Linked DNA regions of Homo sapiens: region 2 is linked to region 1. Evidence: read pairs that join two places in POLR2A ChIA-PET (ENCODE). Cell type or tissue: A673. All regions are shown on one strand. Each heading gives the region's core, and the rest is flanking DNA. Links, peaks and the distances in the headings are about the cores only.

The links. ChIA-PET counts read pairs that join two places held together with the same protein. Peaks named below come from ENCODE experiments on the same cell type or tissue, not always from the same donor. Only the 100,000 strongest peaks of a DNase experiment are listed, where the experiment ranks them.
Region 2: POLR2A ChIA-PET joins it to region 1 with 11 read pairs; 3 of 35 experiments call an interaction of 5 or more read pairs at or near these places.

The regions. Positions count from the first base shown.
Region 1 is chr5:55,919,208-55,934,482 of GRCh38, reverse strand. It overlaps IL31RA (interleukin 31 receptor A), which reads right to left. Exons shown (of 15, transcript NM_139017.7): 15 at 11,633-15,275. Among named protein-coding and RNA genes, the nearest start is that of IL6ST, 68 kb to the left of the region's middle. RefSeq lists an enhancer at 11,051-11,651. In A673, for the core only: a CTCF peak has its summit at 13,533 (motif pointing right); a DNase peak (open chromatin) is centred at 11,182.
Region 2 is chr5:55,751,225-55,767,719 of GRCh38, reverse strand. It overlaps DDX4 (DEAD-box helicase 4), which reads right to left. Exons shown (of 22, transcript NM_024415.3): 4 at 7,443-7,520; 5 at 4,468-4,545; 6 at 3,656-3,706. It also overlaps the pseudogene LOC107986371. Among named protein-coding and RNA genes, the nearest start is that of DDX4, 21 kb to the right of the region's middle. In A673, for the core only: no CTCF peak of the experiment used is centred there; no DNase peak of the experiment used is centred there.

The sequences.
Region 1 (15,275 bases), core at 7,276-15,275:
CACGGTCAGAATCGAGACTAGACATTGCTGCTGGGGGTGAGGGGCCGCTCCTCTTCAAATGAACCGGCAGACCTTTCTGATCACCTGCTGGGGGCCACATGCCGGAGCAGGGTGTCCAAAGGTGAGCAAATATATGCCATCTATGAAGTGTTTACTGTGGGTTATGAAATCCTAGAAACTTATGAGGTAAATACCAGCACCATTTACAAATGCAGCCTCCAAGAGGTTGAATAACTTGCCCGGGGTCATGTGGTTGACAAACAGTGGAGTTCCAACTCCAACCTGATCCAAAGTCCGCATTCTTTGATGTGTACACCAATTGTACCCAACCACTTAAGCAAAATTCTTGATGACGTCATGCCCAGGCTAGCTTAAGGAGAATGCACACCTGCTTCCCAGGCCCTTCAAACTCTTCTGAGTTTCTCTTCCCCTCATCTCCCTCCCCACCACCCTTATTTGTGAATATGGGGCACCTTGTGCCCTCAAGCAGCCCCCTGCAATTGCCTACCTTGAAGTGTCCTAACTGAGCCTCGAGCCCAGAGCAGTACTTCTCCTTATGCCCTCAAGGTTTACTCCGAGGCTGGCTCCCCACCCCTACTAGCACATACATTTGCTCTGACCCTATAGAGCAACCCCTGCAAAAGAGGTCAATGTGTCCCACTTTCCTGAGAATGCACCCTCACACGACCCCTGGAGTCTCATTCTTTTGGCCAAAGAAAGACTCCTCTAATGGTGGAATCTAGCCCATGGCAACTAGTGACAGGAGGATCTCCGGCAGGGGCTTTTCCTGGGTGCTCAGACCACGGTCCTACCCCAGGTGGTTCTGTCCACAGACTTCCCCGGGCCCGCTGCCTAGCGCGAGCACCCGTTCCAGCCTGCCTCACCTTCACGGTGCCGCCAGCCACTCCTCTCCATCTCCTGCCACTCCCAGAGGGGCTGCCTGCTGCTGCCCCGCTGTGCTGACCTCATTCCCCACATTTGCTTTCTGTCCTTTTGGGGCCTCGCTGGACCTTTCCAACCCCCCAGCTGCACACTTTATAGTTTCCAGAACATACTGAGTTTCTTCTAACCTAGCCCATGCACATGATTTCCTCCCCTAGAATGTTCTCCAGTCCCCAGTCCCTGTTAAGCTGGGAAATTCTTACTGGTTCACCAAAAATCAACTCAAATAGATACCCTCTTGAGGGAAATCTTCCATTCTTCTCTCTCCTTCCCCCTGAGTTAAGGGCCTTCTATATCCTGGCACCTACTGCTGGGCCTCTGGAGAGAGGGCCCCAGCTCAGTCCTCTCCTGGCCCAGCATAGTGCTCGGTGTTTGGCAGAGCTTGCTTATATGAACAGGTAAGTGGGTGAATAAACAAGTTATTTTTAATTTTAAAAAATGTTTAAAATGTGTCTCAGGTTTCTTCTAATCCAGAGTTGCACAGTGCCATAGGCAGTCAGGAATCTGCCTCCTTCGCATCTCAAACCTGGGATCATTTCCTGATTCCCATCCCACCCTGGCTACAGGCAAGAGCTTCCCCCAACCAAGAGAGAGAGAGTCTTGCTCTGTTGCCCAGGCTCAAGCAATCCTCCCACCTCAGCCTCTCAAGTAGCTCAGACTACAGGCAGCACTGCCATGCCCGGCTAATTTTTCTTTTTTCTTTTTTGTAGACACGGGCTCACTTTGTTGGCCAGGCTGGTCTCAAATGCCTGGCTTCAAGCTATCTTCCATCCTTGGCCTTCCAAAGTGCTGTGATTACATCTCTGAACCACCGTGCCTTGGCAAGAGCTTTCATTTGAAGCAAAATATATACTCAATCCAAAAGCAAAAATTTAGAGAAAATTAAAGTCAGATGGATCCTTATTAAATCATTTTATCCAAACTCCTCATCCTGGACGAGGAAAATGAGGTCCAGAGAAGAGGGGCCAGCAAACTTTCCAACAGCACAGGAGAAAACGCTGGGTTTGTGGGTTATAAAAGGACGGCCCTGCCCTTTGGGAAGTTACTGTCTAGTGAGGAAGACGGAGTGAACCAGGATCAGGCTCCGCCTTAAGAACACATCAGAAAGTGCAAGTAGGCTCAGGCCCTACAAACCAGGCTACGACCAACCCCTGGCCAAACACCAGGCAGCTCCCAGTATAAAACAATCCCCCAATTCCTCAACGAGAAGATCCCAAGAAAAGTTTTTGGACAGCTTAACTGTGTGAGCTTTACAGATGTTGATTAAATAGTCAGATGTCTGCCTATGATCCATATTTTAAATAAGATGATGTGGAACAATGCAGAAATATAGAATTGATTTTGTTCACTCGTACTTTATGAAGATAGTTCCATGCAACTCTTCACTTGCAATTGGACACTGAGGTCCTTCCTCGTCATTACCAGATCCCCTTTGTGAATCATAGGCACAGGTTTTGGGAGCTCGTTCCTAACATTTCCATCTAGTTGTGTGAGAGACAGCAGACAATGCTGTCGTGGAAAACAGTATTCAAGCCTTAAGTATCCACTTTTATCTTAAGAGACTTTCCCCCCATCCCAGTAATGTAACCTGTTACCATTTTGCTTTTTAAAATGGTCTTTAAAAAACTTTACACTGAAATCTAACCTAGTTAATATTGAGATCATATCCCAGGAATAATGACTAAATCCCTTGTCTCCTTTTATGCCAGTTCCTTCTGGTGATCTCCGTGTGATTCTCAAAATTAAAAATTAACATTGGATGAGGTCATTTTAGTGAATGGGTCTTTCGCAAACAGAACTTTTGTGTTTAAATAACGAAGAGAGGCCAAGCACAGAGGCTCACGCCTGTAATCCCAGCACTTTCGGAGGCCAAAGTGGGCAGATCACTTGAGGTCAGGAATTTGAGACCAGCCTGGCCAACATGGTGAAACCCCGTCTCTACTAAAAATACAAGAATTAGCCTGGCGTGGTGGTGCGGCACCTGTAATCCCAGCTACTTGGGTGCCTGAGGCAGGAGAATCACTTGAACCCGGGAGGCGGAGGCTGCAGTGAGCCAAGGTCATGCCACTGCACTCCAGCCTGGGTGACAGGGCGAGAATCTGTCTCAGAAAAATAATAAATAAATAAATAAGAAGAGAGAAACTGTGATATGAGAAACTTTGTAAGTACTTTACTAAAGCACTCCCTCTTTTTTGGGGAAAGATTTTTCAGAAAACATTTTATGTTCGGGCAAAAAGCTGTGCTCATCGGGATGCCTTCCTGGAGGAAAAGCATCTTCTGTAGAATTTTGTCGTGCAGGCATGAGCTGGTGACCAGGAGAGCCAGCAGTGTGCACAAACTGTTTTCAAATCAATGTTGCCTCAGTTCTCTGGGTCAGACTAAACTATAATTCTTATTGTTACAATGAGACTTGTATTTCAGGACTGGCCGGAAGAATTTTTGTTGACCCCTCTGAGCAACATCTAGATATTCCCTGCCCTCTTTCCAGCCCTTTGCCAAAGATGTGACTTCAAGCAAGGAGGACCCCTCAGTCCTCATATCTCCATCAGCCCCAGCAGGGACACAGATGGATTTATCTACAACCCATGCTCAAGTGCTCGTGGGGAGGTAATCTTACACTTTTTCTACTCCCAGGACAGAAAGGAATGCCCAAGGTGGCACCTAATCATACACCTCTGACCTTGAGGCAGGTTCAAAAGAGACGTCTAATCACCACCGTGTTTTTGAAACACAATCTCATGCTGTGGCCCAGGCTGGAGTGCAGTTATGCGCTCTTAGGTAACTGCAACCTCGAATTCATGGGCTGGAGCAATCCTCCTGCCTCAGCCCCCAAAGCAACTGGGATGACAGACGTGTGCCACCAGACCTGGCTAATTTTTTAAAAAAAGTTTTGTAGGGATGGAGTGTCACTATGTTGCCCAGGCTAGCCTCAACATCCTGGCCTCAAGTGATGCTCCTGCCTTGGCCTCCCAAAGTGCTGAGATTACAGTTGTGAGCCACTGTGCCAGTCCAACCACAACATTTTTACTACATTTAAGGCAACATCAAACAGGTTTCTGTCTTCTCCAATAGAGTCATGTGTGAATGTAAGCCAGCCCCATTTCCAAACAAGGAGGCTTTCTTCGTGCAGATAATTCTGCAGGTGTCAGATTTTCTACTGATTCCATGCTAAATGAAAGGTCACAATCTGGTGATGTCAAAGGGCCTCCCGTAGCAGAGAGAAGAGTAAGAAACACAGTGGGTGAGATAAGAGAGGTACCCAGGGCACACAGTCATGGGAGGTACTTGGTGCCCTTGCGTGACCCCGAAAGTGAGCACCTCCTTCTGTTGGGAGCCCTAGACTTGCCCCAGTCCAGGCCCTGCTTGGTGATGATGTCACCAGCTGGGGAGCTGGGCTTTCCGTCATTCATCCCATGAGATGGGGACTATTCTAGTTCTTTCTTGTCTTTGAGATTATTGTAACACCTACTTGAGGAATGGACAAGAGAGGGTAAGCCTGAGACAGGACACTACTCAGGAGCACTTTTCTCATCAGGGTGAAGTCTGAAGGGGGCTGAGGCCAGGAGAAAAATAGGAAAGCAAAGCCAGCTCAGGAGCAGCGCGGCCAGACGTGGCGACTGGTTAGCTGGAGGCTCCAGGGAAAGAGAGGGGCAATGAGCCTGTGAGGTGAAGGAAGGGTAGCTGCTTCCAAGCCTGGGAACATCATGTCCAAGGAGAAGCATCCTGCGGAGGGTGAGGGAGGCCTGAGGCTCCAGAAACCAGGTGGCACCTCCCCTCCTGAGGAGGCCTGTGCATTGCTTGCAGGGGCTCATGCAGTGTCCATGCCACGACTATGGCTGTGTCTATGAAATGTGGGGAGGGAGGGTTTCTAGATTGTGGGACTGGCCTGGGACCCTAACAATGGCATCTCCAGGCAAGCACTAAAGGCAAAGAGCTGAGAAATAGCTCGTTTCCTCTTTTTGGACAATTCTAGACAATCCCCTGCCCGGCTTCTCCTCCTTGCCTCCTCCTTTATTTCAGCATCGCCGCCTAGCCTCCCCAGGCCTGCCGTGAGGTTCTGGGGTCCTTCAGACTGGGCGGACCCCTTCTTGTTTGTGGACAGTATCAGGAAGGAGACCCTGAGAGGGGGCTGGAAAATAGGGGACTCTTGCCCTATGCACTCACAGCCAGGTTCACACCTCCCCAGAGTCCACCCCTCCCCTGGCCCCACACAGAAATGAAAACCAATGCAAAGCCACCCTTTAGAAACAGCATGGGCTTTCCTCACCTCAGTTACCTCATCTGTAATGATGACAACAAGCCCCACTGTTACTCACCCCGCGCTTACTATGTGCCAAGCACTATGTGCAGCAAACAGTGGTAGAATGAAGTGGTAGAATCACTGCTTCGTTTCACTGCCCCAATTGTTGTGGTGATACTATTTCACCCATTTTACAGATAAAGCAACTGAAGCTTAGAGAGGTTGAGGAACTCGTGGAAGGCAACAGAGGAGCAGGGAGCAACGCTGGGGCTTAAAATTCAGTCTGACCCCAGTGCTCCTGCTTCAAACGACTACATTCTACCTTCAAAATAGGGGCGCACTGGGCTGGGCACGGTGGCTCACGCCTGTAATCCCAGCACTTTGGGAGGCTGAGGCGGGCGGATCACCTGAGGTCAGGAGTTCGAGACCAGCCTGACCAACATGGAAAAACCCCGTCTCTACTAAAAATACAAAATGAGCCAGGTGTGGTGGCGCATGCCTGTAATCCCAGCTACTCGGGAGGCTGAAGCAGGAGAATCACTTGAACCTGGGAGGCGGACGTTGTGGTGAGCCGAGATTGCGCCACTGCACTCCAGCCTGGGCAACAAGAGCAAAACTCCATCTCAAAAAAAAAAAAAAAAAAACCCAAAAAACAAACAAACAAAAAAAAACAACTAGGGGAGCACCCACTCCAGAGCTGGCCAGGCTGGGATTAAACGAGATAGTCTTTGAAAAACACACAGGACAGTACCTGGTGTGTGTTATGTAAATACGTGCTCTGCATTTTGTATTGCCAAATCTGGCAACAGGATCTGCCCCCATCTCCACCAGCTTCCCTGGGCTTTGCTTTCCACTGCGGGCACCTGCAGTTATCTTTCCACAGCTTCCCTCAGGCTACCGGAGCCTGACTCCTGGCCTCCAAGCACACAGTCAAATGTGCCTGGAGGTTTCATACCCTGTGGGGACAGCTGTTTACTAGTAGACTGAGGAGCTTAGGAGTGTGATAGCCCAGGCCCCTTGCCTGGGGAGGACACGCGCCAAGGACTGAGTCACTTACCTCCAGCATCATCTGGGGATGAGACTGGCGCTGACCTGCAGGGCTCTGCCTGAAATCCCACCCTGCCCTGGCGTCTTCCCCTCCTCTCAAGCCTCCCTCACTCGCTCACCAGTTTCTCTTGGGAATGTGCCCTGGATGAATTAGTTACACCTGGATGTTTGTCTCAGGATTTGCTTTGGGGGGACTTAACCTAAGGTTCCATTCCTAACCCCATCCCTGTACAAATACAGCATTCAGAATTGGGACACTTTGGGCGTGGTCCTTATCTGCGGTGACAGTGTTCACAGGAGGGTCCAGGTGATAGTTGCACACAGAACCACCCAAAGCGTCAGACTCACTCACCAGACCTCAGTTTAGCAAACTCCAGAAAGGCCCATCAGGACTACCTGTTAATGCTTCACGTTTAACACCTAGTCTGGGACGAGGGGAAACGATGGCTGGGTCCTGTCAGCCTGCAGGTGACCTCCTGCCTCTCCACCCACAGCCCAAGCTGACCCCAACCCTATGCCCTCCACCTGGGACCACCCGGCAATGGTCTCCAATTAGACGCCAGCAGGGCATTTTCATTACAACACTTAGCCAGAGATATTCTATCCACCTGGCAACAGAGAGGCAGGCTCCCAGGCCAGTGAGTTTTTTTGGGGACCTACAAAAATATGCTTGACCTGAAGAAAACAATTGATGGCAAATAACCAAGAAAAGAAAATCACAAAATTGAAGAATATTTAATTAAGTGGGTTCATTAGTGATATGATTTGGCTGTGTCCCCACCCAAACCTCATCTTGAATTATATTCTCATAATTCCCACGTGTTGTGGGAAGGACTTAGTGGGAGATAATTGAATCATGGGGGCAATTCCCCCAAACTGTTCTCGTGGTAATGAATAAGTCTCACGCAATCTGATGGTGTTTTTTTGTTTTTTGTTTGTTTGTTTTTTGCGATGGAGTTTCACTCTTGTTACCCAGGCTGGAGTGCAATGGCGCGATCTCAGCTCACCGCAACCTCCACCTTCCAGGTTCAAGTGATTCTCCTGCCTCAGCCTCCTGAGTAGGTGGGATTACAGGCACGTGCCACCACGCCAGGCTAATTTTGTATTTTTAGTAGAGACAGGGTTTCTCCATGTTGGTCAGGTTGGTCTCGAACTCCTGACCTCAGGTGATCCGCCTGCCTCGGCCTCCCAAAGTGCTGGGATTACAGGCAGGAGCCACCATACCTGGCCGATCTGATGGTTTTATAAGGGGTTTCCCCTTTCACTTGGTTCTCCTTCTCTCTTGCCTGCTGCCAAGTAAGACGTGCCTTTTGCCTTCCACCATGATTGTGAAGCTTCCCCAGCCATGTGGAATTGTGAGTCCATTAAACCTCTTTCCTTTATTAATTACCCAGTCTCAAGTATGTCTTTATTAGAAGTGTGAGAACAGACTAATACAATTAGCTTTATTATTTTAGAATTTATAAATGTTATCACACTTGTAAACATGCCGTGAGTTAAGTTAGCTTCCCACCTGTTAAGTTAGCTAAGCCCTGACTCTGACATGGGACTTAGCCTGAGGCATTAAGATGCTCTTACAGGGACGGTGTCCATCTGGAAGCCCTGTCAGTCCATTCTGCTGTCGGCAGCACAGTGACGGGTCACCCATGCTCAGTCACCTAGGCTGGAGTGCAGGCCTCAGGGGTACCGTCCTGAGCTCCTTCACTCAAGGCTCTCTCAGACAAGGAGGTCAGGAGGACTCAAAGGATGATATTCAGGACTCCTGGGGTTTTCATTTTGTTTTGTTTTTTGGAAGATTTTGTGCCGGGCACAGTGGCTCATGCCTGTAATTTCAGCACTTTGGGAGGCTGAAGCAGCAGGATTGCTTGAGGCCAGGAGTTCAAGACCAGTCTGGTCTGAGTAACAAAGCAAGACCCCCATCTCTACAAAAAAACAAAACAATCAGCCGGGTGTAGTGGCACAATCCCAGCCATGTGGGAGACTGAAGTGGGAGGATTCCTTGAGCCCAGGAGATGGAGGCTACAGTGAGCCATGATCACACCACTGCACTCTGACCTGGGCAACAAAGTTAGACTGTGTTTCTAAGAAAAAAAAGATTTTTTTAAAATTTCTTGTTTTATATTTTTGATGGGGAAGGGGTAGTGAGGGGATAAGGATCTAGAAAAGAGTGAAAATTCTGATATATGATGGGAAAACATTGCTTTGGGTTCAAGAGAAGATGCCTTTGGACAGAGCATTCTCCCTTTGTTTAAAGTAAGGTGTTCTCCGGACCCAGCCCCTGAGAAGTCACGAAATCGTCAGTCTAGGAGGCTGCTGTCTTACCATCAGGAAGGAAATCAGCATCCTGCATGCCTGTCATTTTTCCTGGAACTCATATTTTTTCCTGAAGGACAACAAAGTCTGGCTGATAAAACGTCTTGGGAGGTATTTGACGTCCAGAATCCTTAGCATTTGTTGACTTATAGGGAAAAGTGCAATTTTGTTTCTAAGTAAATACATATTATTTCTTTCAAAAGGCCAACTGGATGTGTTTTGTGTCCTGTGGCTTGTTTCCTATGAAGGAAGGTTTGAAATCAAGCCCCTGGGAGATGTGTGAGGTGCACATATGCAGTCGTGGTTTTGACTGAACCAGCACCCTAGGCTTTTCACTAACTGGGGTGCACCTTCCTGGACCCCTGAGCCCTGCACAAACTCCAGCACTTGCTAATCCTTAAGAATTCTGAATTCAGATGGAAGTTCATTTGGACCTTATTGTTATTGGACTTCCCCTTATTCGCCCTTCCATGGGCCTGCGCTTGTGGTTCTGATGGGCCGAGGCCAAGACAGCCCCTGGTTCTACCCCCAGAGTCTGCCCCTCCTGCTCTCTCAGGATCTTGTCCCTGCAGAGCAAGGCCTGTGGGAATCCAGCTGGGCCAGGGACCTGGGATGTCTAATTCTAGGGGCACTGTTAGTGAGCCCCCTGGGCCATGGATCTAGGGCTAGGTTTTCTAGGCCCTAGATCCTTTGGCCCTATAGCTTTGACAACAATAAGATGAGATTTTGATGGGTTTCTGGGCTCAGTTCCCATCAAGCTCCCATTGGGTTCTGATCTCACATAAGACTATATAGCCACAGTCTTCTATGGGCCAGGAACTCCTAAAAGGACAAACCTGGCATCTCGGGAGAAAGTCCCTACATGGAGACGGAGGCTTTAGTTGGGGCCTTCATGCTGTGCAGCCCAGGTCCTGCACACAGAGCGAGTGTGACTGCAGAACTGAGAGACGCAACACCGCTGGCTCCGCAGACGGAGGAAGGAGCCGCAAGCCAAGGAATAAAGGCATCGCCTAGGAGCTGGAGGAGGCAAGGAAGACTCTTCCCTATGGCCTCCAGAGAGGAACACAGCCCTGCCAGCACCTGGACTGTAGCCCAGTGTGACTTCCAACCTGCAGAACTGTGAAATCATCAATTCCTGTTGTTTAAGGCATTGAGCTTATGGAAATGTGTTACAGCGGCAAGAGGACACGAATCCTTGCTAAGTCTGTGGACTCTGAAAGTGTAACTCGTGAGCCAATAACTTATTTTTATTTTGATACGAGTCTCGCTTTGCCCCAAGGGCGCGTGGGGGTGGGGGAGGGGGAAGGAGGGGTGGGAGGAGGCACCCACGTGGTACCTTATTCCAACAGTCATGGGACATCCACTCTTCCAGCAGACCTGCTTTTGCCCTGCCCAGCTCCTGGGGGTGCTTACAGATTCTACACCGTCATGGGACTACCTGCTTCTGTAGCCATCGTAAACCCTTCTGAAGCTCTGGGTCCCTGGGGGCTTCTGTCTTCTTGTCACCAGGGCTGTGAACATGGACATGGTTCCCCTCTCCATCCCCACACCTGCCGTCAGCATTTCTCTTAGACCTCACTGGCTCTAAAACCAGTCTCAAGAGCTCTCTGCAGGCACCCAGGGGAGAGGGGAATGGTCTACACGTCTCACCAAAAAGGGGTCCCCTTGGAGTCTCCACTCCTCTTGATCTCCCCAGTCCCTTGGTCATCTTACTCACCCGAGGTAGAAAAGCACAAGGAAAGTCAAAGGGCTGGGCTCCAACCCCCCACTTCCCGCTTAGAGCCTCAGAGAGCCTCCGCCAAGTCATCTAGCCTCTCTGAGCACAGCCTCCTCATCTGCCACTGGCCAGAGCTACCTACTCACAATGCAGTTGTGAGGCTTACTGGGTACTGCGTGCCACACCTTGAGCACAGCACCTGGTGTTAAATGCCAGTCAATGGTTCTTCATAAGCTTAGTGATGAACAGGGGTCTCTGCGGGTGAATATCACCCTGCCCCAGGGCTTCTCCTAGATCCATGGTGGATGTTTGTCATACACTTGGGTACTTACCAGTCTGTTCTGTGTCCGTATTCCTTGTCCCAAAATTGTTTGGTCTCACTTGCTTTCTACACCCCCTTTTTTTTAAAAAAAATCTGGCAGTCCCCCGAACCAGAATGGGTTGAGTGACTCCCTGCTTTCTACACCTCTAGAAAGTTCTAGCGGTGCAATTTTCTCACTACCAAAAACGGAAACAAGTTCAGCTGCCTGGAGAAGCTGCCAGACGGGCTGTAGACCACGTTCCCTTTAAACCACGGCCTGCGTTGTGACAAGAGTCTGTGGGCAGCCAGAGGGAGAGGAAGATCCAGGGGCTCTTTCTTTCTTTAATGGAAGTGACCCAACTGTGTTTAGAAGCTGAAGGGAAGGAATGGCTAAAGAAAAACAAATTGAAAGTACAGGAGAGGCCGTGGTGGGATGGGCGGGAGACAGAGGAAACAGCAGGCACCTGCCACTCTGAGGTTTCCTGGGAGCCTGAACAGGAACAGGTCAGGGAGCTGTAGCTGCGGCGTAGCCTCAGAGCAGAGAGCTGAGACCCAGCGGCAGCTCCAGGAGCGGGAAGGAGCCTGGAATAGGAAGACAATGAGAGCCCGGGCGTGGGTCTCGGATCCTCCACAGGAAATGCAGGCAGGAGTCATTTCCTGCAGCAAAGAGTGTAATGAGCTGCCGAGTCCTGGTCAACTGGAGCCCTTTCCCACAGCCACCAGGCTTCCCTGATCTCTCACGTATTTACATTGTGGAGCCTCAGTTTAGATAGCTGAGTAGGTAAAACTTTAAGACAGGGTCTTGCTCTGTTGCCCAGGCTGGAGAGCAGAGGCACGATCTTGGCTCACTGCAATCTCTGCCTCGCGGGTTCAAGTGATTCTCCTGCCTCAGACTCCCGTGTAGCTGAGATTACAGGTGCGCACCACCACGCCTGGCTAATTTTTGTATTTTTTGTAGAGACAGGGTTTCAGCATGTTGCCCAGGCTGGTCTCAAACTCCTGACCTCAAGTGATCTGCCCACCTCAGCCTCCCAAGGTGCTGGGATTAAAGGTGTGAGTCACTGCACCTGGCTGAGTGGGTAAAACTTTAATATAGAAGTATAGTATTACATGAAAATAGTATAGAAGTATAGTATTACATGAAAATAGTATAGAAGTATAGTATTACATGAAAATAGTATAGAAGTATAGCATTACATGAAAATGGTATTATGGCTTTTTTGTATGAAAGGCCCAAATACAAAAGCATTTTAAAAGCTGTTCCTATTACCATAACCATGTTTTCACACTCTACTTAATAACAGACTTCTCATGCACATGCATTACAGATTGCATCCGTAGGTGGTCCATGTGTGGAAAAGACCACATACCCAGTCTTCAGAGATGGTTCTCTTGGGGCCACAGATTCAGTCTTCCTAGTTGGAAAACTCTGCATGTCCTTTCTAATTTGCATAGACCACAGGACACCTTTCTCGCATTTTAGTCCACACTTATATTGAAGTTGGGCAGGAAGACAGAATTCTAGTCCTAAAAATGAAATGCATAGTACAAGTATCTCACTTCCCTTGAACAGCCACGAGAGCATTGCTGACAGCAGGTTTTGCCCTCTTGTGGAGTTCTGCCCCTCCCCTGCCCCTTGCTTCTCCCCAGCCCTTTTCATCAGCACACGACAAGCGTCTTGGGCAGCACAGCCCTGCATAGAGCTCTGTGTCAAGGGCTATTGTGGCCTGGGGTCTCTTCCAGCATGGATTGGAGCTGTTTGTGCTTCGGAGCAAACTCTCTCCCCACTGACCCCAGTGTCCAAAGGAAATGAGGACTGCTGTTATCCTTAGTCACACTCCACTCTTCAGGAACCGCCCCCCCCCCCCGCCACAACATAAGAGTGCAAGACACTGACCACACTACACATTTTGATTACAAGTAGGCTTGTCAATAATCAACATTTACGTAGAAACAATTAACAAAATACACCAGTGTGAAATTTCTTTTTCAGATGCCCTACAAAAACAAGTATTTTAAATAGTCAACCAAATGGCAAAGTCCACCCGCTGTGCTAAGGGCCTACTGAGTCCCTCTTATTTCTAGCAACTCAGCTGGTCTGTCAATGTCCCCAGGAGCACGGAGGCAGAGAACATTCTGTAATGTCAACACAGGGACATGGCAACAATAAAAAAAGAAAAGTTTGGCTTCACAAGGATTAAAGCAACACAAATAACTATAAAGTTTCATTAACTATTCCCGATAAATTGACAAAATCAAGCTCACAGTGGTAGACAGCTGATTCTCAGTGGAAAAGGACAAAGGATCCGTCAGACATGTCTGGTGATACTGTAAATCAGCATAACCTTTGATGGGACACAGTCACGCAAAATGTGACAACCATAAAATTCTGACCAGCAATTCCACTTTTGAAAACAGCCCCAAAGAGACAGGACAAAGGTAAGAAAAGATAAATGTTTATCGCATTGCACTCTATACTAGGAGGACCTTTAAACGAATCCTATCAACCAAGGGATGCCTTAGCAAACCACACCATGCAGGCCCGCCATGGGGTTTTTCATGGATGTTCAAAATGCTTTGCTCATGCATGAATTTTTATATATGGGAGAACATAATGTATTCAGTATGATTTGCAATTAGCTGAAAAATGTGTACAGGTGCACACAGATCATGTTAGGAGTTAATTAAGCATGACAAATAATTGCTATTTAAAACTCTTGGGATTACTGCTGTAAAGTTGAATTTAAAACAAATTTTAAATTAGAAAAAAGAGGGGACACCTAGAGGGGAGTCTCACCCATGTGAACACTGTGTGTGGATCTAGAAGGCAGAGGGTAGTTCAGGCCACGACTTCTCAGCCTCAGCACTGCTGACATTTTCTGCCAGATAATTCTTTGTTGTGAGGGCTGTTCTGCGCATTATAAGATAATTTCCAGCATTGCCGGCCTCTACCCACTAGATGCCAGTAGCACCTTCCCAGTCGTGACAATCAAAAATATCTCCAGGCATCACCAAATGTCTGAGGTTTGGAGGCTGGGGGTCAAAATCACTCCTGTTGAAAGACCACTGGTGTAAGCCACCAACTCTCGACCTTAGCTATGGGAAGGGGACAGGAATTTAGGAGGGCTGGTGGGGAACCAGTAAGTGTGTGTGCACCCTTCAAAGAGGGCAGTCCTTATTTGGTCAGAAATTCAGAATGACATATCCTGATTTCTTTTTAATTTGCAGCTAATTCAAAGTTGAAACATAGTGGCAGTCTGAGTTTCATGTCTGTGGGTTATGGTAGGCGTCCACAAATTTTTTCTGCAAAGGGTCAGAGAGTAAACGTTTTCTGCTTTGTGGGAAAAACTCTGTGTTGAAACTACTCAACTCTGCCTTTGTAGGGGCAAGCCGCCATAGGGAATAGGTCAACGATGGGCATGGCTGTGTTCCAATTACACTTTGTCAACACTACGTGAATTTCTTGGACTTTTCTTGTCACAAAATGTTATTCTTTTTGTTTTCAACCATTAAATAGGTCATTATAGCTTTTAGTTCATGAACCTACAAAAACAGGGCCTGGATTTGGCCCGTGGGCCACTGCCCTGGGTGGCAGGGTGCCTGCTGCAGCAGGAGTAACTAGGGGCGTGCTGGAAATGGGGACAGAATCAGACTGGGGTGGACAGGCCAGCACAGGCTTTCCTCGCACACAGAGCATCAGCAGAGCAGCCGGAGGCATCCATACTGTGGGCCTCTCCTTTTTCATCTCTCCCCATCTCCTGCCTCCTCCAGACCCTTGCGTGGTGTTTTCACACCGCTGCCTCCCAAGACACCAGAAGGAACTTGTGGTCTTTTTATTTAAGCCACAGACTGGTTTCTCTGTCATTCTTTAAAAATTTTCTGCTCTTACTGTTAAAGAAAGGCCACTAACCTAGCTGTCTGCATGGATCCCAGGGTCTCAGAAAACTGGTTTATCCATTTTTAATAACCTTGCTAAAACACAAGTCTTCCTGTTTGTGTCCTCACAATGTCTCTGACAGTAAACAGGGAAAACACAGATGGCCTTCTCCAGCCACAGAGGCAGTCCCTGGTGCCCAGAGCGGGGACAGTTGGTGACTCGATCCAGGAGAGGAAGTCACCTGCGCCCTGAACTCTGAGGCTCACATCCTGTGAACCTGCTCAGGAGAGCTAAGGTGTGGCCCACCAGTGCCTTTTGGGGACTCATAGAAACAGCTCCTCTCACCTAGAAAGAAACAGAGCCACCATCTTCCCACCCCTCAAAGGTAATAAAACCATGGAAAATGATCAAAGGAGGCTGATGGAAGGGGAGAAAGGAATGAAAAGAAACAAGAAAACAATAGCAAGTGTTAAAAGATGAGAAGCTCTGGCAGTGGGGGAAAACAAAGCACAAGATAGGGGCAAGAGGAGAGAAAGGAAAGAAGAAATGAAACAGGAAGGGCTGGGTGGGGATTTGCAAATTGTCCAGCAAAAGACGCTTCCAGCTTTGATGATGAAGGAGCAGGGGCCAGAGGGCAACATCCTTATCTCTGGAATCCACTCACAGGAGCCATTGGGGATCCATTTTCTCTCCCATCAAATTCTTAGATTTTAGGTTCAGAAGCTTCATCTACATCCAGGTGTGAGACAGACAAGTTTGGGAGAACTTGTTCCAGGCTCTCCTCTCACCCACCTCCCACAGAATTTGAGAAAATTCCCCCAACTACAGGTGGGCAGGA
Region 2 (16,495 bases), core at 4,294-12,293, 160 kb after region 1:
ACATTACTCAGAGTCGATTCCCTATACAAATCATCTCATGTATCTAAATATTAAATGTTTATTATATGAAATTGAGAACCTACTATTTGCCAAGCATTATACTACGCAAAGCAAAACAAAACAAAAAATAAGAATTTCATAAATTTCAGTTTGACCAAAAATGATTTCAGGAACATCTAAGCTATTAAGTAATCAAGTGGTTCTCACATAAGGTCCATAGACCACTAGACTCTTCTATTTATAATGTCATATCTTTTCTGTAATTTACTTTATTTTTGGAGATGGAGTCAAGCTGTATTGCCCAGGCTGGAGTGCACTGGCACAACCTCTGCTCACTGCAACCTCCGCCTCCCGGGTTCAAGCGATTATCCCCACCTCAGCCTACCGAGTAGCTGGGATTACAGGCATGCGCCACCATGCCTGGCTAATTTTTGTATTTTTAGGAGAGATGCGGTTTTGCCATGTTGGCCAGGCTGGTCTTGAATTCCTGAACCTCAGGTGATTCGCCCACCTTGGCCTCCCAAAGTGCTGGGATTACAGGCGTGAGCCACTACACCCGGCCAATTTACCATTCTTAATAAACTCAAGACATTTGTGCTTTCTTAAATATATGCAAACTTTCCCCCATTCATGCTAATGAAATAATTTGGGGATATCCTAGCTTCTCCATTTTTGATATTAGTAAGTAACATTCCCAGAGTTTTAAAATAGTAGTATGAGAGATTACTATACTGAAGGCTGCCTGAAAACTACCTGGAGAGTTGGTTAAAAATAAATTCCTAGACCCCATTCCCAGAAATGTTTATTCTGAAAGGAATGATTTTTCGAAATGTAAAAGTTCTATGTTATTACTATGACATCAGGCTTTCCAGAAGATTCCAAAAAAAGTCACATTTGGGAATACAAAGATGGTTTCAAGGGATCTTTGTACATATCATTAATATTTAATATCTGGGAACATTAAGTCAAAATAATGACAGCAAGTGACCAAACAGCTTGCAGGTTATTAGCTAAGTTCCTGTGTGAAAGTCCCAATCCATTTAACAACTAATAATGTTCTACAATAAACAGTGACCCAAAGCTCTTGTTGCAGTCTCCTATTTCAGCTGCAGCTGACAACTGACAAACAATCCTGAAGAGCCATTAACAAGACAACTTTCTGGAAGGCAGGACTTAATACAATGTAGAAGGGCAGGAAAGAAATAAGTTTTGAAAAGTTGGCCCTGGAATAACAATGATGATAACTAATATTTACTGCTTTCGAGAAAAAAAAAAAAAAAACAAAACTACTAATCTGGGACCTGGCAAGGGAAAGAGTCTCACAATATCTTTGGCCAATTATTTCCCTAAAATAAACCTACAGTTATTTTGATCACAGTGGGAATAAAAATAGAAAACATTAAGAGAAGTTGGGTGATGGGTACATGAAAAACCTCTGTACTATTTTTGCAACTTCTTATGAATAAAACTATTTCAAAATAAAAAATTACTTTAAAAAATAAGTGATCTCTATACAGTTAGGAAATAAAGCTAAGCACAAACAAAAATGAGATAATGATACCAAGATTAGTTACAACCTATTAATTATACAAAAATAACATATGGCCTGGCGCAGTGGCTCATGCCTGTAATCCTAGCACTGTGGGAGGCCGAGGCAGGCAGATCGTGAGGTCAGGAGTTTGAGACCAGCCTGGCCAACGTGACGAAACCCCGTCTCTACTAAAAATACAAAAAAAAAAAAAAAAAAATTAGTCGGGCGTGATGGCGGGCCCCTGTAATCCCAGCTACTCAGGAGGCTGAGGCAGGAGAATCACTTGAACCCTGGACGCAGAGGTTGCAGTGAGCCAAGACTGTACCACTGCACTCCAGGCCAGGTGACAGTGCGAGACTCCGTCTCGAAAAATAATAATAACAACACATAAAGTATGTACCTGGCCGTGTTCTAAATGTATCACATGTATTAACTTTAGTCTAAAGTTTCACAAAAACCTTGTGAAGTAGATATAGTCATCATTATACAAATAGAGAAAATGAAAAGCAGAAAGTTACAGGCTTTTTCAAGATAATACAATTGCCAGGAGGAGGATCTGAGTCTCACACCTACGTGTTCAAATCCAGTATCTGAGTTCCTTATCACTACAATATACCAGCTTAAGCAAAGTAGATGACAGGGGAAAAAAATTTAAAAACATACTATCCATTTGTGTCCAGAGTAAAAAGCTTCTACCGTGAGCTCAGAACTTGGGCTTGCTAACAACTGAGACAATGAATGAATTCAATCCATATATATATATATATATATATATTTTTTTTTTTTTTTTTTTAGGGGAACTAAAAACGAAAAAAGAAGAAAGTAGATCAAAACAAAGCAAGCAGGCCACTTCGGAGAGAAGTTCTCTCAAGTGCCATGAGAAACTGGAATTTGTATTCAAAAGCTCCCTGGCCCACCATCTCTACAAAGGGGTCAAGTAGGTAGAAAGGTCTGTGTATAAGTAGAAATGATCTTGAATATTAAATGAGTTAAAAGAGATCAGAACAGAAACACATAGAAATGGAAAAGAATAAAAATGATGGTATTTTTCTTCTCTCACAAATACTAGTTCTACATCATATATGTTTTCATTTGAACGGGATAGGAGAAAAAAAGAGAAGTAGGGAGAAAGAGACTGGCAATAGTTTGGAGAAACAGTCTCATTTGATAATTAAAATCCGGCCTTATACCAAAAGTGTTTTAAGGTGATCAGGTCTAGGCTTGGTTTTGACTTTGGGAATCAAAGTGTTTAATAAGATCAGCTTCAAATATTTAATGAAGATAGATGGATGACATCTGAGTGTTTGTCATGAATGTGTCTGGTATTCAGCTGTGTGCTTTTACACGCATTCTCACTTAGCCTGCCTAACCACCTATAAAATGAATACCTTCCATTCTATGGAACAGAAAACTGGCTTAGAAAAATTAAGCAACTTGTTCTACTTCAACTAGCAGGTAGCAAGGCAGAGACATGAAGCCAAGTTTGGCACCCTAAAGTGTTCTATGTTATAAAGATTTCATACATCAATGATTACCAAACACAGGAGGTATCAGGATCACCATGGATGCTTTTAAATACAGGTTCTAAGACCTCACCCAAATCGACTCAATCAGATTTGGGAATGCACTGGTTTATCGTAGTCCATCTTCTGGTATCATTATTTTCATCATTCTCATCATTCTCTGTATTCCTGTAGAGTGTCAGTACCTTCAATGGAATTGTCTTTAATTTCAGCACTGATTTACATTCTCATGAAACTTTTTCTTAGATTTATTTGAATCTAAATGTGACCCTATACATCACAAACTGTATTTATATAGAGAGTGAAGTTTCACTTCTTGACTACTTCTTTTTATTATCTATCCCCATTTTCTTAAGTTTCAGAGCATTCAAAAGTTGTACCTCATGGATTAAGGCAGATGGCAACAGGCCAAATTAGGATGCCTGAATTCTTTATGTACAAAGCAGTAATATCCTTGGTTAAGGCTTTGGATATAGCTACTTCATAAAATCTGGTTTAAATAAGTTAGAATTGGCCCGGACTAAGAGACTTAATCTTAATTTCTCTTTTTTAGCATGTACTCTTGACATTAAATTTTAAAACACAAAAATATCAACCTTACCTCTCCAGAAACCAGAGCTATCACCATCTTCAAACCTGCTGTTTGAAAAACCTATACAAAATATAAAATGAAACAATTTCCTGTACCTCTGTGGTAAAAATGATAACCACACAGGAACTACTAGTTATGATGCCTTCTAAGATAAGCGATACACAATTGTATACATAGCTATCACATGCAAATTCACTCAGGCTGTACAACAATTTCTGCTTTGTGTCAGTTTATCAACTCCATTCTCTTAAGGTTAAAAACAACTTTCTTTTCAGCCAATTCTGTATTACCTCAATTGTCATATACTCCTCTGTATGCACATGGGCAAAACAGAGGAATATGTCAGTGTAACCACTATATGTTTTCTATTTAAAACCATCAAAATTCTCAAAATTTTACAAACTCAATCTCTTCATCTGCTAAGGACAATACAACTAAATTATAACCCAATAACTCAATGATTTTCTCCTCAATAACATGAAAATCTTGTTAGCTTCTTTTTGTTTACTCTTTTTTAAAAAGTCGTCAAGTTTTGCTTTCAAACTTATTTCCTAAAAACCTATGTCTAAGAGTTATGCATCTCTGAAGCATACAGACATGTCTCTAGAATTAATTTTAAAAGCATTCATCAGTAATCTTTCATAAAATTAAAAAATGTTTTTAATAAGTTTTAATAAGATAATCTTTAGTGCAAAGGCACTCACAGAATATATACCTTGAAATTAAATGTCAATATGGAATGTCTGTCAATCAGTATTTAAACTCAATTATTAAAAAATCACTCAAGTTTTGATTGTAAGATATCATAACCAAGTAATTACCTCTGTTTCCAAAACTCTTTCCAACTCCAAAACCACCCATTGTGGATGTATTATCTCGCTTATTACACTCACCAGCATCTGAAAAAGGGTGGACAGTTAAACTCTTTAACATATAAAATTAAGTGTGTCATCATCAAAAACTAAGAATTAAATGAATTTCTGGCGTAAAGAGACTTCCAAGGATGGGAAAAGAGTAGCACAGAAACCTAAAATTAATTAATATACCTGCAACTTAAAAGAAAAACTCTTAAATTATGATACCAAGGTAAAAACAAATCTACTACCGGTGAAACACAGCTTTCTACTAGTTGGTATTATATTGGAGACCTTCAAGCAGGAAAATTCTGCTCCATAGTTTTCTATATGTTGAATTCTCATCCTGATAGAGCCAGCTATTACGCTCTGCCCTGTGTGAAAGTCACTGCTATTGAAAATCTTACACTCGTGTCCTGTTTAACTGTTCTATTTTTTATTTTTCTATTTCTTATATTTATCATATCCTTTCCATTTTTAAAATTAAAACAAGGGGCTACATAAGGGAAAAACCTAAGACTACCACTCCCCTCCTGGCCTCCCCATCTCGCCATACTATTTCCCCATACTAACCTTCTTAGCTTTGTTTCTCACTATGTAATTCTAAACACCCAACATTTTAATTCACACCAAACAACTCCAATACTCCACACTGTCAACTGCTAATATTTTGTATCTTTGTACATGCTATTCCTTTGGCATGGCATTCCCTACTTTCTTATTTGTCTTATCAAAATTCACTTCATTCTTCAAAAAACCAATTATGTGAAGTCTTCCTTTAGCCCTCCAGTCATAATTTATCCTTCTTCCACATTCCCACAGCATACTATCTGTACCTTTTTAAAGTAGTATTTCTTTCCATGTGTTTCTCTACCACTAAATTAAAAATCTCGAGAGCAGAGATGTGATAGCAAGAACGATTATTTAAAATAAAACATTAAAAAAAGAACAGGAGAGACATCCAAAACAGCATAAAATGATGCTTTAAACTATCACTGAGAAAAAAATTAAAGCATTCCCTGTGATCCCTATATACTGTCTTACTTACCTCTGTAAAACCCTTGTAGAGGGGAGTTAAAAGGGATCTGTGTAACTCCTGAAACCACCTGTAAAATTGTGTATGCCCAACTATAAAAGTATTTTAATCAGATTTCAAAGATGTGTGATTCAAGAAGTCCAAGCTACTCAGACATACTTCACAGGACATAACAAGCTAGTCGATATTTTAAGCAATGAAGAGTCAACTTCAAAAACCACATTATTAGTTATGCAAGTTCTACTGAGAAGAAAATCAAGATTGAAACTATACAGTCCAGGCGTGGTGGCTCACGTCTATAATCCCAGCACACTGGGAGGCCGAGGCAGGTGGATCACCTGAGGTCAGGAGTTCAAGACTAGCCTGGCCAACATGGTGAAACCCTGTCTCTACTACTAATAAAAAACAATTAGCTGGGCGTGGTGGCGCACACCTGTAATCTCAGCTACTCGGAAGGCTGAGGCAGGAGAATCACTTGAACCTGGGAGGTGAAGGTTGCAGTAAGCCGAGATTGTGCCATTGTACTCCAGCCTAGGCAACAAGAGCAAAACTGTCTCAAAAAAGAAAAAGAAAAAAAAAAGGAAACTATATAAAATGTTAGAAGAATCATATGGAAAATAAGTTATACTCATGGGTCTACAATGTCCCAGGTAATATAAAGCTAATTGTTTAAAGTATTAACAACTGAGAGTTCTGATCGGAAATTTTATGTGTATTTCAACCTAAAACATGAAAATAATTTGTGGTAAAATCTGCCTCAGTGATGATTTTCTCACTGAAAAAGGTTTTATTCAATAATATTTAGAAGCCTGTATCAAAATATCACATAACCTCTACTAAAATATAATTTTAAAAGATACGTAAATAATAAATATGCTCCTAAATGTAATATTAAAATATTTCTAATTTTAATAGTAGCTAACAAAATCTCATCTGAATCTCTTAGCACAATTACATTGTCCAAATAAACAATGCATCTTAATATGCAGGCTTAAAAACCAATATATATGTGTATATTTGAATAAATCATTTCTATTAGTGGCAGAAACATGTCAAAATATAAAACTCAAATTTGTGTTTATTGTATCTAAAGAAATTAAATTTTCCAAATGTCAAATAAAACATCATGCATCTTTTAGTTTCCACAGCAAAAATATCTGCAAGTCTCAATAGAGTTTTTCAAAAAATAACATCTCATAAATTCAAGAATAAGTGTCAAGTATGTTTAACAAATAGCCCTCGCTATGGCATCCCCTAAAAGATAAAAAAATGACCGTATGGATTTTCAAATAAATTTAACCTGAAGTTCTAATATGTTATTGCACTATAATAAAATATAGCACATATTTCTAGCATGTTAATATTAAGTCTAAAAATGGACTGTAGAAAGGTGTTTTGCTGTGTCATTATCTGTCATATCAGGTGGTTGTTCTAAAAGTAAAATTTAAAAATCCAATAATGGCAAAATAAACTCTTAAAAAATTAATACTAATGAGCTAACAAATGTTTCCTATACTGCCTTTTCTTGAAAAATATAAAATTCAAGAAAGAGTCCCTCTCACCTCTAATCCCTGAAGCTTTTACAAATATTCTTCCCACATCAATTGTTGGAAATCAATATCACAAACACATTAAGCAGCAGCTCTGTGAATCATCCATCCATCCAACCCATCCATCCCTCCAACCAATCTGTCTAATCAACTTAACACTACTCCCTACTATCCCAAAGAAGTAAAACAGAAAAAAGAAAATGAACTTGGAAAAATGATGAACTCATTATCTCAACACCAAGTCTACTACACACTGACTTACAACAGACTTAGCTTTGTACCAAATGGCCATGAAAGCCTCTATATATCCAATTATTCAACAGTTCAGGAGATTAAGGAAAGACAAAGATGCTTACCTCTGTTTCCAAAATTCCGCCCAGAGGCAAATCCACTTTTCATGAAATGATCTCTTCGAGAAGGTCCATCATCCATTTCTAAAGCAAACAACATTTTGAAGTAAGTCAAATAAAAACAAGTATCTAGTACTTGCAAACCTTAAGCCTTCTGTGCCACATGTGGCAAAGGAGAAATTTTATATAGCAGTAAAAAAGGTGACAAACAGCCCAGTAAAAAAAAAAAAAAATGGCTACATGAATAGACAGTTCTCCTAAAGAAAAATAAATTGTGACTAAATCTGATTCATAAAGAACTAGAAATCAAAAGACAGCAATTTTTAACCTCATAATTGAATGGAAAAGTCCCTTCTATTCCCTGAAAGAAAATAACAAAATAAATAAATTTTTAAAAAATGGAAAACAGTCTTAAATTTGCTAATAGCCAGAACAAGGACACAGGGAAACAGGCACGAAACATACACTGTATTTAGATTATAAACTAGATCAATCTTGATCCTAATTTAAAAGGCATATACTCTGAAAGTACAGTAACATGAATTTCTCCTCTGGATATAATCACATGGTTATCCAGACAGACATAAAAAAATTTTTATAAGCACTGTCTGTAATACCAAATAAATGATCAAAGTGGAATAAAGAAATTATGGTCATCCATACAATAGTATGCACAAGGATTCCAAAGAAATATACAGCATTCAACATTAAAGAGCTCACATTCTTCAACAATGGAGAGTGTTTATAAACTGGCCATGTAGAAGGGCCATAATGCAAATTCAACAAGAGTTCAATAATCAATTCATATACATGAGATTCTCTTATCACAATGCAATCAAATCAAAAGCTATTAAATATGAAAAAAATTGTTTAAAATCCCATTTGGTGACGTATTTTTAAAAACATTTCTATATAACCCACAGCTCAAAAAAAAAACTCACAATGGAAGTTTAAAAATACTTCAAATTATATGATAAAAATGTGACTTTATCAGTATTTAAATATTTATACTAGAAAATAAGAACTCAATAAGCTTAATAGCCATCTCAACAAGAATATTAGAAAAACAAAGTAAATCACACAAAAGTAAAGGAAATAAAGAACGAAAATTAATAAAATAGGAAACAGCTTTGGGAGACCAAAGTGGGAAGAGATGCTTGAGGTCAGAAATTTGAGACCAGCCTGGGCAACATAGCAAGACAGTATCTCTACCAAAAAAAAAATTTAAGTAGCTGGGTGTGGTGGTGCACACCTGTAGACCCAGCTATTTAGGAGGTTAAGGCAGGAGGATCACTTGAGCCCAGGAATTCAAGGCTGCAGTGAGTTATTATTAAACCACTGCACTCCAGCCTGGGAAACAGAAAGAGACCTTGTCTGTCTGCCTCTTTTTTTTTTTTTTTTTTTTTTTTTTTTTTAAGGAAACAAACGTAATACAGCAGCTCAAAAAGGCCAAAACTTGGTTCTTCGAAAAGACCTATAAAATTTGCCAGGGTAACCAACTACTAGAGGACTAATAATGGGGGTGAAGGGAGAACAGATACAAAGACACAAGTGAACAGTATTAGAAATGTGTTTAAAAAGAATCTCAAAGAACAGAAAGACAACTAGAGAACTTCTCTGAACAACTTTATGCTAGTAAATTAAAAGAAATGAAAAAGTTCCTAGAAAATTGACTCACCAGAAGTGACTCAAGAATCAATAAAAAACCCAACTCTCCTACAGAAGTTAAATCAGTACTTAATTTTCTGCATCAGAAAGATGCAGAGAGATCGGGTTTTACAGGTGAGTTCTACCAAACTCTCAAAGGACAAATAATTCAACTGTCATACAACTCTTCCAGGAAACAGAGAAATTACTCACCAACTCATTCTACAGACCAACATAACCTTGATATGAAAGTTCAGAAGAAAATTATAAACCTTACTCATAGATACAAAATCTCAAAAACAAATATTAGCAAACCAAACCCAACAGTAAACTGAATGGATAAAATATATTATGACTAATTGGGTTTATCCCAGTATGCAAGGGTATTTAACACTACCATATCTAAAAAAAGGTAACACACAACATTAATAAAAAATAACTAATCTCTCCAGATAAAGTATATTACATAATTTAACACCTTTCATGACTTAACATATACTTAGCAAACTAAGGAATGATGAGAGTTTGTTCATAACAGCAAAAAAGGAAACAACCCAAATGTGCATGAGAATTTTTTTGTTTTGTCTTGTTTGAGATGGAGTCTTGCTCTGTCACCCAGGTTGGAGTGCAGTGGCACAATTTCCGCTCACTGCGACCTCTGACCCCCAGGTTCAAGCAATTCTCCTGCCTCAGCCTCCTGAGTAGCTCGGACTAGAGGCGTGTACCACAATATCCAGCTAATTTTTTTATTTTTTTGTAGAGACAGGGTTTCACCACATTGGCCAAGCAGGTCTCGAACTCCTGGCCTTAAGTAATCCACCCACCTCAGCCTCCCATAGTGCTGGGACTACAGGCGTGAGCCACCGCGCCCGGTGGGTAATGTTCTTAAAATTAGTGGTGGTTCAAAACATTAAGCTTTATGGTTTACATAAGACTTCAATACAGTAGATTTTTTTCATGAAAAGGTCTTCAATAAAGATTCTACAATAAAGTCACAGGGTAACAATTATTCTTGGGAATCCTACCTCTCACTAGTTGGAAAAGAAGTCATTATATGAAAAGATACTTGCAAACGCATGTTTATAGCAGCACAATTCGCAATTTCAAAAATATGGAACCAGCCCAAATGCCCATCAATCAATGAGTGGTGTATATATACACCATGGAATACTATTCAGCCAGAAAAAGAAATGAAATAATGGCATTTGCAGCAACCTGGATGGAATTGGAGACCATTATTCTTAGTGAATTAACTCAGGAATGGAAAACCAAATAGCAGATATTCTCACTCATAAGCAGGAGCTAAGCTATGAGGATGCAAAGGCATAAGAATGATACAATGGACTTTGGGGACTTGGGGAAAGGAGTGCGATGAGGGGTGAGGGATAAAAGACTACAAATTGGGTACAGTGCATACTGCTCAGGTAATGGGTTCACAAAATCTCACGAATCTCCACTAAAGAACTTACTCATGTAAGCAAACACCACCTGTTCCCCAAAAACCTATGTAAATAAAAAATACATAAAAATGATGGTACAAGAGTAGAAGGTTCTAAGAAAGAATTAACCCAGTTTACCTTGTTATTAGCACACAATCCTAAGGAAAATATACAATTATTTCCTTTCCATTTTTTAGTAGTTTTAAATCTCACAGTACTTTCACATGTAAATGTGAAAGTTTACATTCACTTTCATGAATGTAATGATATGCTGTCATTGATATATATCACGGCAATCCCCACAATACATATTATACATAGCAATAAAAATAAATAAGACTCTAATACCAATAAATGATGGAGTATAGATGCTCTTCTTGAATGCTATGAAATCCACCAAAATAAACCAAAAGAAATAAAAATGAAGTCCATTTAAAATGAATTTAGTGTTAGTGTACACAATCCCCAACAACTGACCACAAAGAATATCTCTCAATATAGTTACACTTGGACCAAATCCAAAGAGGCTCAAATATTGAACAAGAACTTAAAAAAAATTCCATATACTAAAACCACCAAGCAAAAGAACCCAATTATGTATGAGACTTCAGTATGCGCTCTAAGACTCTATAATCTTCCAACCTTTCTCCACAGTGATTTGCCTAAACCAGAGTGAGGAAAATTAAAGGAAGATGAGAAAAGACTTAGGGGCAAAGAGTTTTGAAACTATTTAGTGGTGCTTAGGGCTGCCAGCTCTCCTGACTTCTAATCCCTTTCATTACCCCAAGTAGCTGAAACACTAACACTTAGAATTCAGTGTCAAGTCTTCCAAATAGAGACTTCAGAGTGTAACAGTAATGTGCATACAAATTACCTGGTGATCTCATTAAAACACACATTCTGATGCAGTAGTTCTGGGTGCAGTATGAGATTCTTCATTTCTAACAAGTTCCCAGGTGATGCCAATGCTACTGTTCTGCCAATCACATTCAGAGAAGATTTTTATATCCACCGAAAGACATGAATTGGAAAACATTCTTAAGAGAACCACTCATAACAGGCAAATACTGGAAACTATAAAAATGACCATCAATATTTTAATTTACGGTATATTTACATAGGGAATATCATACATCCACAAATAACCTATAACTACTTCTAACAACCTGGAGAAAACCTCAACAAAAAAAGAACACAATGTATGACGCCATTTTATATGACTGCCATTTATAGGGAAAACTGATCTATGCTGTTAGAAATCAGGATAATAGTCACTTCTGGACAGAGGGACGGTGCCTGGAAGAAAAAGGAAGGCTTCAAGGGTGCTGTTAATAATGCTGTTTTTCTTGATCTGAGTGCTGGCTTTCAGGGAGTGTTCAGCTTCTGATAATTAAGTGAGCTGTACATTTATGCTGTGTATCTTACTGAAATACATATTGAATCTATGTGTACATTATGCTTCAATAAAGTTTAAAAAAAAAAAGAATCTGCCCTGGCCTAGACAGTTTTATGAACAAATTCTATACAACTTGTAAAAAAACAGGTAATTTTCATGTTCCGGAGCTTACTGGAAAACATGAAAAGCTTGAAACCAAAACCAAGTGAGGACGACATGACAGAAGAAAACTATACGCCAATCTTACATTAATTCAGAAGTGCTAAATAAAATATCTAATTTCATCCAATAGTACAATAAAAGAGTCACGTAAGGCTTAGCCCAGGAACACAAAGTTCATTTAAAAATTCATTTACTACATTAATAGATATAAGGGAGAAATAATAGAAATCAGTAATTCTAAAAAGCCATTTGATAACATTCAACTGCCATTCCTGAACAAAACAAATATTCAAGTAGAAATGAAAAGAAACTCTCTTGGCATGATTTTAAAAAATAACTATTAGTAGCCTAATGCAAACATCATAATTATAAAAATTTGGGAGCATTCCCATTGAAGTGAGGAAAAGCCTAGATGTTTGTTATTTCTACTACTCGTCAATGAACTGTAGATTTTATCCAATGCTTTAAGACAACAAAGAACAAAATCGTTTAAGAAATGAAATTTGCATCACACATCAACAAGGAAAAGACAGAATGCTTAGATGGTGCTGGAAAAAACTAGGTTGTTATAGGGACAGAAATAAAATTGGATCCCTATTTCTCACCATATTGAAAAAAAGGGATTCAACGGTACATTTAAAAATGGTTACTACCATCAGAGAATACTACAAACACCTCTATGCAAATAAACTAGAAAATCTAGAAGAAATGGATAAATTCCTTGACACATACACTCTCCCAAGACTAAACCAGGAAGAAGTTGAATCTCTGAATAGACCAATAACAGTATCTGAAATTGTGGCAATAATCAATAGCTTACCAACCAAAAAGAGTCCAGGACCAGATGGATTCACAGCCGAATTCTACCAGAGGTACAAGGAGGAACTGGTACCATTCCTTCTGAAACTATTCCAATCAATAGAAAAAGAGGGAATCCTCCCTAACTCATTTTATGAGGCCAGCATCATTCTGATACCAAAGCCAGGCAGAGACACAACAAAAAAAGATAATTTTAGACCAATATCCTTGATGAACATTGATGCAAAAATCCTCAATAAAATACTGGCAAACCGAATCCAGCAGCACATCAAAAAGCTTATCCACCATGATCAAGTGGGCTTCATCCCTGGGATGCAAAGCTGGTTCAATATACGCAAATCAATAAATGTAATCCAGCATATAAACAGAGCCAAAGACAAAAACCACATGATTATCTCAATAGATGCAGAAAAAGCCTTTGACAAAATTCAACAACCCTTCATGCTAAAAACTCTCAATAAATTAGGTATTGATGGGACGTATTTCAAAATAATAAGAGCTATCTATGACAAACCCACAGCCAATATCATACTGAATGGGCAAAAACTGGAAGCATTCCCTTTGAAAACAGGCACAAGACAGGGATGCCTTCTCTCACCACTCCTATTCAACATAGTGTTGGAAGTTCTGGCCAGGGCAATTAGGCAGGAGAAGGAAATAAAGGGTATTCAATTAGGAAAAGAGGAAGTCAAATTGTCCCTGTTTGCAGACAACATGATTGTATATCTAGAAAACCCCATCGTCTCAGCCCAAAATCTCCTTAAGCTGATAAGCAACTTCAGCAAAGTCTCAGGATACAAAATCAATGTACAAAAATCACAAGCATTCTTATACACCAACAACAGACAAACAGAGAGCCAAATCATGAGTGAACTCCCATTCACAATTGCTTCAAAGAGAATAAAATACCTAGGAATCCAACTTACAAGGGATGTGAAGGACCTCTTCAAGGAGAACTACAAACCACTGCTCAACGAAATAAAAGAGGATACAAACAAATGGAAGAACATTCCATGCTCATGGGTAGGAAGAATCAATATCGTGAAAATGGCCATACTGCCCAAGGTAATTTACAGATTCAATGCCATCCCCATCAAGCTACCAATGACTTTCTTCACAGAATTGGAAAAAACTACTTTAAAGTTCATATGGAACCAAAAAAGAGCCCGCATCGCCAAGTCAATCCTAAGCCAAAAGAACAAAGCTGGAGGCATCACACTACCTGACTTCAAACTATACTACAAGGCCACAGTAACCAAAACAGCATGGTGCTGGTACCAAAACAGAGATATAGACCAATGGAACAGAACAGAGCCCTCAGAAATAACGCAGCATATCTACAACTATCTGATCTTTGACAAACCTGAGAAAAACAAGCAATGGGGAAAGGATTCCCTATTTAATAAATGGTGCTGGGAACACTGGCTAGCCATATGTAGAAAGCTGAAACTGGATCCCTTCCTTACACCTTACACAAAAATCAATTCAAGATGGATTAAAGACTTAAACGTTAGACCAGAAACCATAAAAACCCTAGAAGAAAATCTAGGCATTACCATTCAGGACATAGGCATGGGCAAGGACTTCATAGGGCAATGGCAACAAAAGACAAAATTGACAAATGGGATCTAATTAAACTAAAGAGCTTCTGCACAGCAAAAGAAACTACCATCAGAGTGAACAGGCAACCTACAGAATGGGAGAAAATTTTCGCAACCTACTCATCTGATAAAGGGCTAATATCCAGAATCTACAATGAACTCAAACAAATTTACAAGAAAAAAACAAACAATCCCATCAAAAAGTGGGCAAAGGACATGAACAGACACTTCTCAAAAGAAGACATTTATGCAGCCAAAAACCACATGAAAAAATGCTCACCATCACTGGCCATCAGAGAAATGCAAATCAAAACCACAATGAGATACCATCTCACACCAGTTAGAATGGCAATCATTCAAAAGTCAGGAAACAACAGGTGCTGGAGAGGATGTGGAGAAATAGGAACACTTTTACACTGTTGGTGGGACTGTAAACTAGTTCAACCATTGTGGAAGTCAGTGTGGCGATTCCTCAGGGATCTAGAACTGGAAATACCATTTGACCCAGCCATCCCATTACTGGGTATATACCCAAAGGACTATAAATCATGCTGCTATAAAGACACATGCACACGTATGTTTATTGCGGCATTACTCACGACAGCAAAGACTTGGAACCAACCCAAATGTCCAACAATGATAGACTGGATTAAGAAAATGTGGCACATATACACCATGGAATACTATGCAGCCATAAAAAATGATGAGTTCATCTCCTTTGTAGGGACATGGATGAAATTGGAAATCATCATTCTCAGTAAACTATCTCAAGAACAAAAAACCAAACACCGCATATTCTCACTCATAGGTGGGAACTGAACAATGAGATCACATGGACAGAGGAAGGGGAATATCACACTCTGGGGACTGTTGTGGGGTGGGGGGAGGGGGGAGGGATAGCATTGGGAGATATACCTAATGCTAGATGACGAGTTAGTGGGTGCAGCGCACCAGCATGGCACATGTATACATATGTAACTAACCTGCACAATGTGCACATGTACCCTAAAACTTAAAGTATAATAATAAAAAATAGAAAAGAAAAAAATTAATAAATAAATAAAATAAAAATGGTTAAGACAGTAAATTTTCTATTATGTCTAGTTTACCACAGTTCACAAACAAAACTCCTCAATAACTAGAGACCAATGGTCAGGGCTGACCAGAAAAACTTTAGCGTCAAAGATTCCTTTTTTGTGAGTCATTTAGGTATATTCATACTGCATACACTATGTCTTGATTTGACACTCAAATAAATATGGCCACCATGATTCAAAAAGGATGAGTTCAGACGATTAAAAGCTCAATGTGAAAGGCAAAAGTCTAAGGAAGATAATGTAGGAGGCTACTTTTTGACAGAGATGGTGAAGAATTTCTTAAACTACAAAATCAAATCAAGAAGCAAAAAAATTATTTAATAACTTCAGAATTAAATTTTTGATTAATAAGGCATACCATGAACAAAGCTGACAGACAACAGAATGGAAGAAGATATTCAGTGTCTAAATCAGGAAAGAGCCTAAAATCTAGAATATTAACAATGCCTGCCAATCAACAATAGGAAAAGCTAGCTCAATAGACAAATAGACTAAAAATACAAACAGGCAACTTACAAAAGTAGAAACTTACAGAATAACAACATGTATATGAAGAGACAGTCAGATACATGCATAGTAAAGCAATGATGCTGGGCATGGTGGCTCACGCCTATAATCCCAGCACTTTGGGAGGCCAAGGCAGGAGGATCACTTGAGCTCAGGAGTTCAAGACCAGCCTGGGCAACATAGCAATACCTCATCTCTGCTAAAAATTTTAAAAATCAGCCAGACATGGTGGTGCAAGTCTGTAGTCCCAGCTACCCAGGAGGCTGAGGCAGGAGGATTGCTTGAGCCTGGGAGATTGAAGCTGCAGTGAGCTATGACTGCAGCACTGCACTCCAGCCTGGACAACAGAGCAAGGCCCTGTCTCAAAAAACAACAACAAAAAAAAGATTTT